Regions from separate parts of the Homo sapiens genome. Here region 2 is linked to region 1. Evidence: chromatin loops called from intact Hi-C (ENCODE). Cell type or tissue: endothelial cell of umbilical vein. All regions are shown on one strand. Each heading gives the region's core, and the rest is flanking DNA. Links, peaks and the distances in the headings are about the cores only.

What was found. Hi-C counts contacts between places; a loop is a spot of excess contacts. Peaks named below come from ENCODE experiments on the same cell type or tissue, not always from the same donor. Only the 100,000 strongest peaks of a DNase experiment are listed, where the experiment ranks them.
Region 2: it touches region 1 in a loop (2.4-fold over the local background); 2 of 110 quality-filtered maps call a loop at or near these places.

Annotation. Positions count from the first base shown.
Region 1 is chr6:108,833,001-108,838,389 of GRCh38, forward strand. No RefSeq gene overlaps it. Among named protein-coding and RNA genes, the nearest start is that of ARMC2, 13 kb to the right of the region's middle. In endothelial cell of umbilical vein, for the core only: a CTCF peak has its summit at 2,437 (motif pointing left); a DNase peak (open chromatin) is centred at 2,421; H3K27me3 peaks cover 639 bases.
Region 2 is chr6:108,983,074-108,988,462 of GRCh38, forward strand. SESN1 (sestrin 1) reads right to left here. Exons shown (of 10, transcript NM_014454.3): 10 at 1,236-4,557. The coding sequence ends at 4,471. It also overlaps a transcript of ARMC2 not described here. Among named protein-coding and RNA genes, the nearest start is that of ARMC2-AS1, 62 kb to the left of the region's middle. In endothelial cell of umbilical vein, for the core only: no CTCF peak of the experiment used is centred there; a DNase peak (open chromatin) is centred at 2,548.

The sequences.
Region 1 (5,389 bases), core at 327-5,326:
TTCCAGGTTATGTAGCCTTCAAGCCTTTATTTTCCAGCCCTCCTGGAAATTCTATGAGCTCCCTATGTTTCTCAAAAAATTCCTTTCTGGCCTAAACTAACTTGAGTGGGTTTTGTCGTTCATTACCAGGAATTCTGCAAGGAAGAAGTAGGCAAAACTGTGTCCACTACAGTAGGGGATCAGTAGATACTGGGCACTGCAGAACACCAGGGTGCCGTACGCTCTGTGGAGCACCGCAGTGTAGCATTCACAGACGATAAAGTATGAAGATGCCGCAGAAGTTATACCCCGACGCCAAAGTCGGCTTCCTTTCTGCCACTGTCTTCCTTGTGATGCCCACTCACCAAGCTTTCCCTGGAAGTCTGCCCAGGCTCTCCCTTGAGACTTGCCACTGAATGGCTTGACCCCTGAGGGTTCCTCCCTACCCCGGCCTAATGGGTAGGTATATAACTTAATACAGTGTGGAAGTAATCATAGACCAGTCCAACCAAGCCAAGCAAAGCATAAATGTAAACGTTTTTAAAAACAAAATGCTACAGAGTGATATAATGGGCTACGGGGTGGGTGGGGGGTGCTGAGGGATCGCGCCTGTAATCCCAGCACTTTCGGAGGCCGAGGCGGGTGGATCACGAGGTCAGGAGATCGAGACCATCCTGGCTAACACGGTGAAACCGTCTCTACTAAAAATACAAAAAATTAGCCGGGCGTGGTGGTGGGCGCCTGTAGTCCCAGCTACTCGGGAGGCTGAGGCAGGAGAATGGCGTGAACCCGGGAGGCGGAACTTGCAGTGAGCCGAGATCGCGCCACTGCACTCCAGCCTGGGCGACTGAGCGAGACTCTGTCTCAAAAAATAAAATAATTAAAAAAAATGATATATTGGGTAGAACGTACACTACTCAGGTGACGTGATGGGTGCGCCAAAATCTCAGACTTCACCACTATACAATTCATCCATGTAACCAAAAACCACTTGTACTCTAAAAACTACTGAAATAAAAAAAAATTTTAAAACATGAAATGCTATGTATGCTTAACTTTGTATCCTCTTACATATAACCAAAAGGTAATGTACCTACCCTGCAATTAATTTAACATTTTTATCAAACAAAAAATATTATGGCAACTATGAATGATACTTTAAATAACAGAAGGAAAAACTGCACTTAAAATTCTGCTTCTCCCCCTGCCTCAACAGAACTATTTGTGCCTCTGAACATTGTGTCATTTGTATATCTCAATGCCTCTACTTTACCCTTATATGCATTAAATGGTTACAGTATATTTTACCTAACCACTACCACCCTCACTAGATGGTTAAGAGGCTTCTGGCTTGCAAATGCTCTTATATTAATTTTGTATTAAACAGGTGTAAAAGATTATTCTTCTTTTGGATAATGCAAATCACTAAATCATATAAATATTTCTAATGGCTTTGCATTGCTATTGGCAATGTAGGTGTGGACGAGTTCCACTACACCATCACCAGCAATGGGTATTTTCTAATATTTAATAGAAGCAAAATGGAAACTTACGCTGTTTTATTCTGTAGATTTTAATGTTATTGATGGTTTCTTGTGATTGTAAAGATGCCCTCATTCAGCATTGTCATAGAATCTTCAAAGACACTGAGTGAGCACCAGGCTCATGGGTTGTAACTGTGATAAAGATGTGAACATTATCAAGAACGTTTCAGAAAGTGCCATGTGGTTTCTTCAGGAGCTGGTTTTAGGCAGAATTAATCCTTTTAGAGGGTTATTATATTGGATTGTCCTAGTTATGTCAAAAGATGGCCTGGGGGAGGGGATTTCTTCATTTGTCTGAGCATTGCTGAACATTTACTTTCAAATTTTCTGCTTAGTGCATAATGAAGAATGTTCACCAAATTTGTGGCAGTAAATGTAAACTGTATTCTTGACATTTGAAAAATCTGACATAGATTAATATTACAGAACTATAGCAGTTCTCTGTGACATCCCTTCCCAAAAATAGAATTGCTATTTTTTAGATAAATTATTCCTCCTTTTCCCTATTATTTTATCTGCCACAAATATAAGCAGTGACTTTAAAACAAATAGCGATTGAAAGAAATTTACATTTTGGCAAACATAACTTAATTTTGAATGCTAGGATAGGCTTTCTCACAGAAAGCCAGGGTCCTGAAAAACAGAATGTTCTTTTCTGAACTGCATTTTGAAAAGGGAAATTAATCGTAATTTTTGCTTTTCCAGGCCGTGCCATCCCCGGGGAGGACAAGAAAAAAGTAACAAAAATAATTTTTGGCTTCAAGCACCCAACAATGGAAATGCTGAAACCCATGTCCTTTAAGTCCTTTTCTTCTCCTAGCAGAGGGCCCTCTGCCTACATGGGGCACCGTGGTGGCCATTTAATGTACTCCTGCTTGGTACCCACCTCTGCTCTGCCCCCTGGTGGCCACAGACACCATTGCTGCTGCCTCAGCACAGTTTGACCTTGTTGCTGCCAAGAGCCACCTCTCCTCTCATCACTGTCCCCACTCTCCTGCCATGCCTCAGGTGGCTGCTGGCAGAAGAGCAGTGGGCTTTGTTTCTTCAGAACATCACAGCAACCACTGTCTTATCAGCTCACACCCTCAGGATCTTACTGCCCCTTTTCCCAAAAATCTCCACTCCGGCAACCCTGGCCCTGCATCATTGAAGGACATTTAAGTGATATAACATATTGTTGCCTCAAAAAAGTTTTTTCCCTCTTCAACAGCTGGGACAACTGGATAACCACATGCAAGAGAATGATGTTTGGCCACTAACCACACCATACATACAAATTAACTCAAAATGAATCAAAGACTTAAATGTAAGAGCTAAAACTTAGAACAAACAGGAGAAAATCTTCACAACCATGGATTTGGCAATGGATTCTTAGATAAGATGCCAAAAGCACAAGCAACACATGGAAAAAAAGAGATACATTAGACTTCATCAAAATTAAAAACTCTTTTGTGCATCTAAGGACACTATCAAGAAAATAAAAAGAAAAACTACAGAATGGGAGAAAACATTTACAAACCATATACGAAAGGATCTAATATCCAGAATATTTAAGAAGTCTATGACTCCCCAACAAAAAGACAACCCAATTTAAAAATGGCCAAAGGACTCGAATTGATATTTTTCCAAGAAGATACGCAAATGACCAACACACACTTGAAAAGATGCCCAGAGCTGGACATGGTGGTATGTTCCTGTGGTCCCAGTTACTCAGGAGCTGAGGCAGGAGGATCACTTGAGCCTAGGAGTTCAAGCCTGGAGTAAACTATGATCTCACCACTACATTCCAGCCTGAGCAACACACGGAGACCTGGTCTCAAAAAAAAAAAAAAAAAAAAAAAGATACTCAATATTAATAGTCACTAGTGAAATGCAAACTGAAACCACCTTGAAATACTTAACACTCACTAGAAGGACTAGGACTATAATTAAAAACACAGACAATAGCAAGTATTAGCTAGAATGGGTAGAAATTGGAATCTTCATACACTGCTGATGGGAATGTAAAATGGTGCAGCAACTGTGGAAGACAGTTTGATGGTTCCTCAGAATTTTAAACAGAATTACTATATGACCCAGTAACTCTTGGATGGAATAAAAACTTTGTCTACACAAAAACCTGTACACAAATAGCAGCACTATTCATAATAGCTAAAAGGTGAAACAATCTGAATGCTCCATCAGCTGATGAATGGATAAACAAAATGTGGTATATCTGTGGAAAAGAGCATTACTCAGCCCTAAAAAGACAAAGGGAGTACTGATACATGCTGTAACATGGATAAGCCTTGAAAACATTATACCTAATAAAAGAAGCCAGACCCGAAAGGCCATGTATTATATGATTCCATTTATACAGAATGTTCAGAATAGGTAAATCCAGGCAGACAGAAAGCAGGTTAATGCTTGCCAGGGGCTGAGGGGAAGGAGAAATTGGAAATGGCTGCTTAATGAGTCCTTTAGGGGTGATGAAAGTGTTTCGGAACTAAATAGGGATAGTGGTTTTACAGCATTGTGAATGTACAAAATGCCACAGAACTGTGTACTTTAAAATGGTTAATTTTATGTTATGTTAATTCCATCTTAATAAAGAGATGAAAAGTTTACAATTTGTTAAAAGGTCTCCTCCAACACTGATGCGTATTCCCCAGAACAGAAACCTTCTGTGTCAGGTCTCCCGAGGCCGGAACATCAGTCCTGGGGCCGTCTATCATTTTCTTTCAGAAATCTCACTGGGGCCTCACGTAAATGGAACTGGGAAGGGGCAGGAAAAAAATGTCCCTTGGGCCACCGAGGTCTTACTATATAATGAAATAAATGATTCCCAAATATGCCAAAACTGGAGAGCTTATGTAACCAAGAAAACCCGTAAGGATGAATGAGCAGAACAGCAAGTCAGTGGTTTGGGGTTGGTTACATTTGTGGTTAAGGAAGGGCAGGGAGAGGGGAGGAGAGGACTGGGGGAGGGGAGAAAGAAAGAAGAAACAGAGAAACAGAAAAAGGAGACAGGAAGGCAGACAGGAAGGCAGGAAGGAACAAGGAAAAGAGAGAGAAAAGGAGGAGCCAAAAGAAGAGAACTCAAGATCCCTTTTCTAACTTTGAGACCCTGACAACTTTGCCTGTGGCATCTGTCCTGCTGTGAAGGATGACTCCAAATTCAGTTTCATTTCCCCACAATGCAAGTGCATCTAAGTCCCAATTCTGTGGTTAAAGCTTGAAAAAAACGCAGAAACCCACATGTTGCATTTTATTACAGCATTAATGCCAGTAGAAGATAATGAGTAATGCTAGCACCTTTTCTCTCTACAACCTGGGCTAGGAGTGTGACCAGCCCCAGAGAGGAGAGGAGCCTTTTACCTCTGTACTTACACAAAGGCTGCCCTCTTTGGTGTTGAGGGTGGGCTGTGTCCTCCCCATGCCAGGGTATCACTCCCTGGCAAGGCTTTCTTGGCTAAACTGATTTCCCCACCCCTCTGCTTCCTTCCTGCACCCCTTGTCTTCACTTTCTTCTCTCAAATATCTCTCGGTACCACATAGATCCACTTATTTCACAGACCCAGAAACTGGGGCCACGAGCTCCCACGATTTCTCCCCCCATCACAAGTGGTTAGGAGCAGCAGCCGTGTGAGCACTGGTGTGAGCGGACGTGTGAGACTTCACCAGACTGCGGGTCCTTAGCCGGGAGCTCCTTCCCAATCGTTCACACCGGGCCTTGCTGCCTTTACATCTGGGAGGCTGGTGACCCCTACAGGTGCCTGCAAAAGGAAGGAGTTTCTTGGTGCCAGAGGAAGAAATGGAGAGACTAGAAGTGAGAGTGCTAGCAGAGGTCTGTCGCTTGGCCAGGCCTGAGTGAGGGAGGTGTGCGA
Region 2 (5,389 bases), core at 248-5,247, 150 kb after region 1:
CCCAAACTGCTGGGATTACAGGCATGAGCCACCACTCCCAGCCCCATTTTTTAGTTATTTGGTTTTTTGAGTTGTAGGAATTCTTCATATATTCTGGATATTAACCTCTTATCAAATATATGATTTGTAAATATTTTCTCCTATCCCATAGGTTGCCTTTTCACTCTGTTGATTATGTCCTTTGATGCACAGACATTTTTAAGTCTGATGTAATTCCAATGGTCTTTTTTTCTTTTGTTGCCCATAATTTCTGTGTCATATCTAAGAAATCATTGCCAAATCCAATGTTGTGAAACTTTCCCCGTGTTTTCATCTAGTTTTACAGTTGTCAGTCTTACATTTAGGTCTTTGAGTTTTTTAATATATAAGGGTCCAACTTCATTCTTTTGCATGTGCATATCTAGTTTTCCTAGCACCATTTGTTAAAGAGACTGTCCTGTCCTTATTGAGTGGTCTTGGTACCTTTGCTAAAGATGATTTGGCCATATATGTGAGAATTTATTTCTGGACCCTATTCCATTGGCCTGTATGTTTGACTTTGTGCCAGTTCCACATTATTTTGATTACTGTTGCTTTGCAATATGTTTTGAAATCAGGGAGTGTGAGACCTCCAACTTTGTTCTTTTTCAAGATTGTTTTGGCTATTCAGGGTCCATTGAAGATTCTAGATGAATTTTGGCATGGAATTCTCTACTTCCGTGAAAAATGCCATTGGGATTTTGATAGAGATTGCATTGAATCTACAGGTCACTCTGGGTGACCATGAGATGTCTTTCCATTTATTTGTGTCTTTAATTTCTTAGTAATGCTTTACAGCAGGGGTCCCCAACCCATGGGCCATGGACCAGTCCTAGTCTGTGGCCTGTTAGGAACTGGCTGCACAGCAGGAGGTGAGTTGTGGGCAAGCAAGCATTACTGCCTGAGCTCTGCCTCCTGTCTGATCAGCTGCAGCACTGGATTTTCATAGGAGCTTGACCCTATTGTGAACTGTGCATGTGAGGGATGTGGGTTGTGCACTCCTTGTAAGAATCTAATACCTGATGATCTGAGGTGGAACAGTTTTATCCTGAAACCATCCCCCACTGCACCGTCCACCCTGGGTCCATGGAAAAACTGTCTTCCATGAAACCAGTCCCTGGTGCCAAAAAGGTTGGGGACTGCTGCTTTAGTTTTCAATGTGTAAGTCTTTTGTCTTAGTCTGTTCAGGCTACTGTAACAAAATACCTTAGACTGGGTAATTTATAGATAACAGAAATTTATTGCTCACAGTTTTGGAGGCTGGGAAGTCCGATATCAAGGATTTAGTGCCTAGTGAGTGTTTTCTTCCTCACAGATGGCACACTCTAGCTGTGTCCTTTCATGGTAGAAGGGGAGCTCCCCAGACCTCTATTAAAGGGCACTAATCCCATTCATGAGAGCAGAGCCCTCTTGATCTTATCACCTCCCAAAGGCCTACTTTTTTAATATCACCACATTGAGGATTACATTTCAGCATACAACATACATCAACATACAAATGTAGGGGAAGACACAAACATTCAGCCATCACATATCCCCTTGGTTAGGTTTATTCCTAAGTATTTTATTCTTTTTGATCCTATTGTAAATGGAATTGTTAAATTTTTTTGGATCATTCATTGTTAGTGTATAGAAATACAACTGATTTTTGTGTGCTGACTTTGTATCCTACAACTTTGCTGAATTTATGCTTCCTCTTGATCACACCATCCTCTGCTGGGGAAGAGCTAGGGTGAGCAAAATCCACAAACTTTCCTAGCCTTTTGGTGCGGCCTTTTCCTGGCTTTGCATTTGCCTAAATGCTGCAGTTTCCCAATTGGTTTCTAGAGTTCTCACAAAGATATTCTGGCCCATATATTGTTAACTCAGCGTCTCTGGGAGAATGAGGACGTGGAGTTCCCAAGTCCATCATCTTGCTGACATTACTCCCATCTACCAGTGTTAGCAAAAAACTAGTATGATGATTCATATATGATATTCACATATACAAATATGCTAGTAACATTTCTGATTCATGTATGATATTCACATATATGAATATGCTAATAAAATTTCAGAGTATATTGATAAAAAGTGCTTATCCAACAAGTTTTACTTATCTACTTATCTCCTGGTGGTCTGTATCAAAATCAATCTCATTCTTAGAGATGATAAAGTTTGGCCTAATAAAAAATTTTCCCAAATACGGCCAAAACAACTCAAGATTTTAACTCTTGAATCCTGGGACCCTCAACCAGAAATCTTCTCATGATTATTTTAGAAGAAAATTTTCCTCTGGTTGGGGAAGGTTTTGATATCCCCAGTGTAATGTACCTTCCCTAATTATTTTGGAAACTACTGGTTTCAAAGATTATATAGTAACATTAGAAATCCTGTGTGTTTAGTTTTGAGAAAACACTCCAACAGGAAGCACCTGCTAAATGGAAGGCATTGAAACATTAACTTTGTATCACATGCACTTTTATTACTTTAGGTATAAACATATTTTTTAACTCATTAAAATTTTGATTTCAATTTCTAAGTGATTATAAGTTCCAGTGGACTAAATGCATTCTAGTTGATCTTGTTTTGTGATCACTCTACTGCTGATTAGAATCTCTACTAGAAATTTTGTATTTTCAAGAGGAGGAACAAAGAGCAGAAATGGGATAAGTAAAATTTTAACTATCTTCTTGGGTTCAATTGTATTGCTCTGGTGAGAGAACTCAGCAGCAGGCAGAAGAGGACAAAGGCATGATGCATATTCAATGAGTAATGCACTTATAAGTAAGTTTCTTTAAATATAAAACATATTGAAGATAATAATACTCTATTCCTAGCTAAGGTTATAGTCTTGTCTTCTCATGAGAGTAAATATCCTTGAGGACAGGTACCACCTCTGTTCAAAATTGATCCTTCCCAACCCCTACTTCCACACTACCCCATACATTTGTAGGCAGGCACTAGATTGAGCTCAATAAATGTTTTGAGGAGTAACTAACAGAGTTATCATCACAACAGCTTCAGTTAAACTTAGAGCTATTTCTACTTGTCTGATGAGTGTCATTTTTTGTTCTGTAGTCTCTCCCTAATGAATCCTTCTTTTTAGTAATTCTTAAAATTCTATTGGAACTCTAAAACAGTTGAAAAGAGAGCAGGCATAGGGCCATACCAGTCATTTCCAAGATAAAAATGGTCTCAGATAAGATTCTAAAGAAAGTCCACTCCTCTTTGTATGTTTCAAAATGGCTTCAAGTGTTGTTTTGCCATTTAAGTGTGAATGTACTTGGCTTATGAAAGTAGATAGAAACTCAAAATTATTACTAATAGTGAAGTCATGATTTTTTAAGAGATTGAGACAGCAAATAAAATTGGAGAAAAATTCTTCTTTATTTAAAAATACCAGTAATACTGACAGACTTCAAAAGCAATTCACGCTTCCAGAATACAAAGTACTTAATACATATTTTCAAACCTGTTTGCATTTCAAACAAAGTTAGCGTTTTTGTAAATCAAATTTGATAACCCGACTAAAAATATTTTCCAGCTTTATTATTTAAGGAGCTGCACAGCCTTTAAAGTGGGGACCAGGAGGCAGGCAGAGGCAGAGAGACTGAATGCACCCAGGACTGCGCAGCAGTCTACAGCAACATGTCCCACAACTTTGGTGCTGGAAACACAAGTAATGCACAAGACAGCTGCCCTCCAGTGTCAGGATCCTGTGAAACAGCATATCAAAAGATCGCCAGCTTCTTATAATTTACACACTTTCATTTAGGATTGCTTTTTGAAGAAAATCTTTAAGAATGCCATTTTAATTTAATATCCAGAACCCTGAATTTAAAAAACTAATGAAAGAAATTAACTGTTACCATCAAAATGGTTGTTGCTGAGCTGTGTGAGTAGGAATTCTATGCTTTTTTAGATGCAAGAAAATTAACACATAATGCAAGTTTAATTTGAAATCACACAAGTTATGTATGTAGGCTCAGATAGTAGCAATGTTCACTTTTATTACTAATAGCTTAACTGAAACAGCCATCTATTCATTCCTCCAGCAGGAATAGCAGCACCAAGATCTTCTAAAATTCTTTACATATAAAGCTTAAGTCATTATCCAAGTCCCATTCTTTGCATGCTCCAATTCTTGTTATCTTATTTAACATAAAAGCAACAGGATTTGGAGAGTTACTATTTGCTGTATTAAAACAGTTACACAGCATCTTGTACTGTCAAAAAGCAAAATACTGTGAATGGCAGCCTGTCTTCACAGCTCTAAACTTGAAGCTGCCAAACAGTCACTGCTTGTGCCAGCAGTGGTTTTCCACAGAAAAATAGCAGAAACTAAAGGAATCATGGCACAATGGATTTCTGAATTATTTTGTCTACCATTGGTCCTGGGGCTTAGTACCTTCCCCCTTGTAGACTATATCTGCTGATCATTCCAGAATCATCTTTAATGAAGGAAAGGCATCAGGTCATATAGCGGGTAATGGCTCTCAGAGCATAAAGGAGTTCTGCTTGCATCCTAGCTTCTATAAGAAGCAGATTAACATGAACCTGAATATAAAATACAACATCATATAAGGAAGGGTTACAAGCATTCACAATCAGTTTTTCAGTGAATCTAATGAACACATAAAATAAGTACACTTCCTACACTTCCTATGTAGTACAGCATAACTTAGCCTTGGGTTTGTTGAACAGATTATAAATTTCTCAAAACAGCAGCTATCTTTTTTTTTTTTTTTTGATGCACACTTTCACTCTTTCCCAGGCTCGGGTGCAGTGGCACGATCTTGGCTCACTACAACCTCCACCTCCTGGGTTCAAGCGATTCTCATGCCTCAGCTTCCCATGTAGCTGGGAATACAGGTGCATGCCACTATGTCCAACTAATTTTTTGGTATTTTTAGTATCACCATGTTGGACAGTCTGGTCTTGAACTCCTGATCTTAAGTGATCAGCCTGCCTTGGCCTCCCCAAGTGCTGGGATTACAGGTGTGAGCCACCATACCTGGCCTAATATTCTTTTTGGATAGATTGAGCTTTCATTTATATTTTATCATGTTTCTTGGAGGTTTGTTACATGTCAGAAAATCTAGACACTGTTTTATCAGAATAGCAACTTCCCCTGCCAAATCATTATTCAGTAATTTCTATAAAGATGTTTCAAAGAGAACAGACACTTCTACCTATACACAGCTTTTATAAAACAGTCTTCTATGTGCTGACAGCCATGCCAGCACTTCTGAAGACGGGCCAGCCCACCTGTGTTCCCTGTCTTTATTCTTTTACTCTATCAACATAATCAGGTTCCCTTCTGAAGGGGTACCTGAGACAGCTGTCCTGGAATGTTTTTCTTTGGGTTGGTAGGGGTGATGGAAAGGGT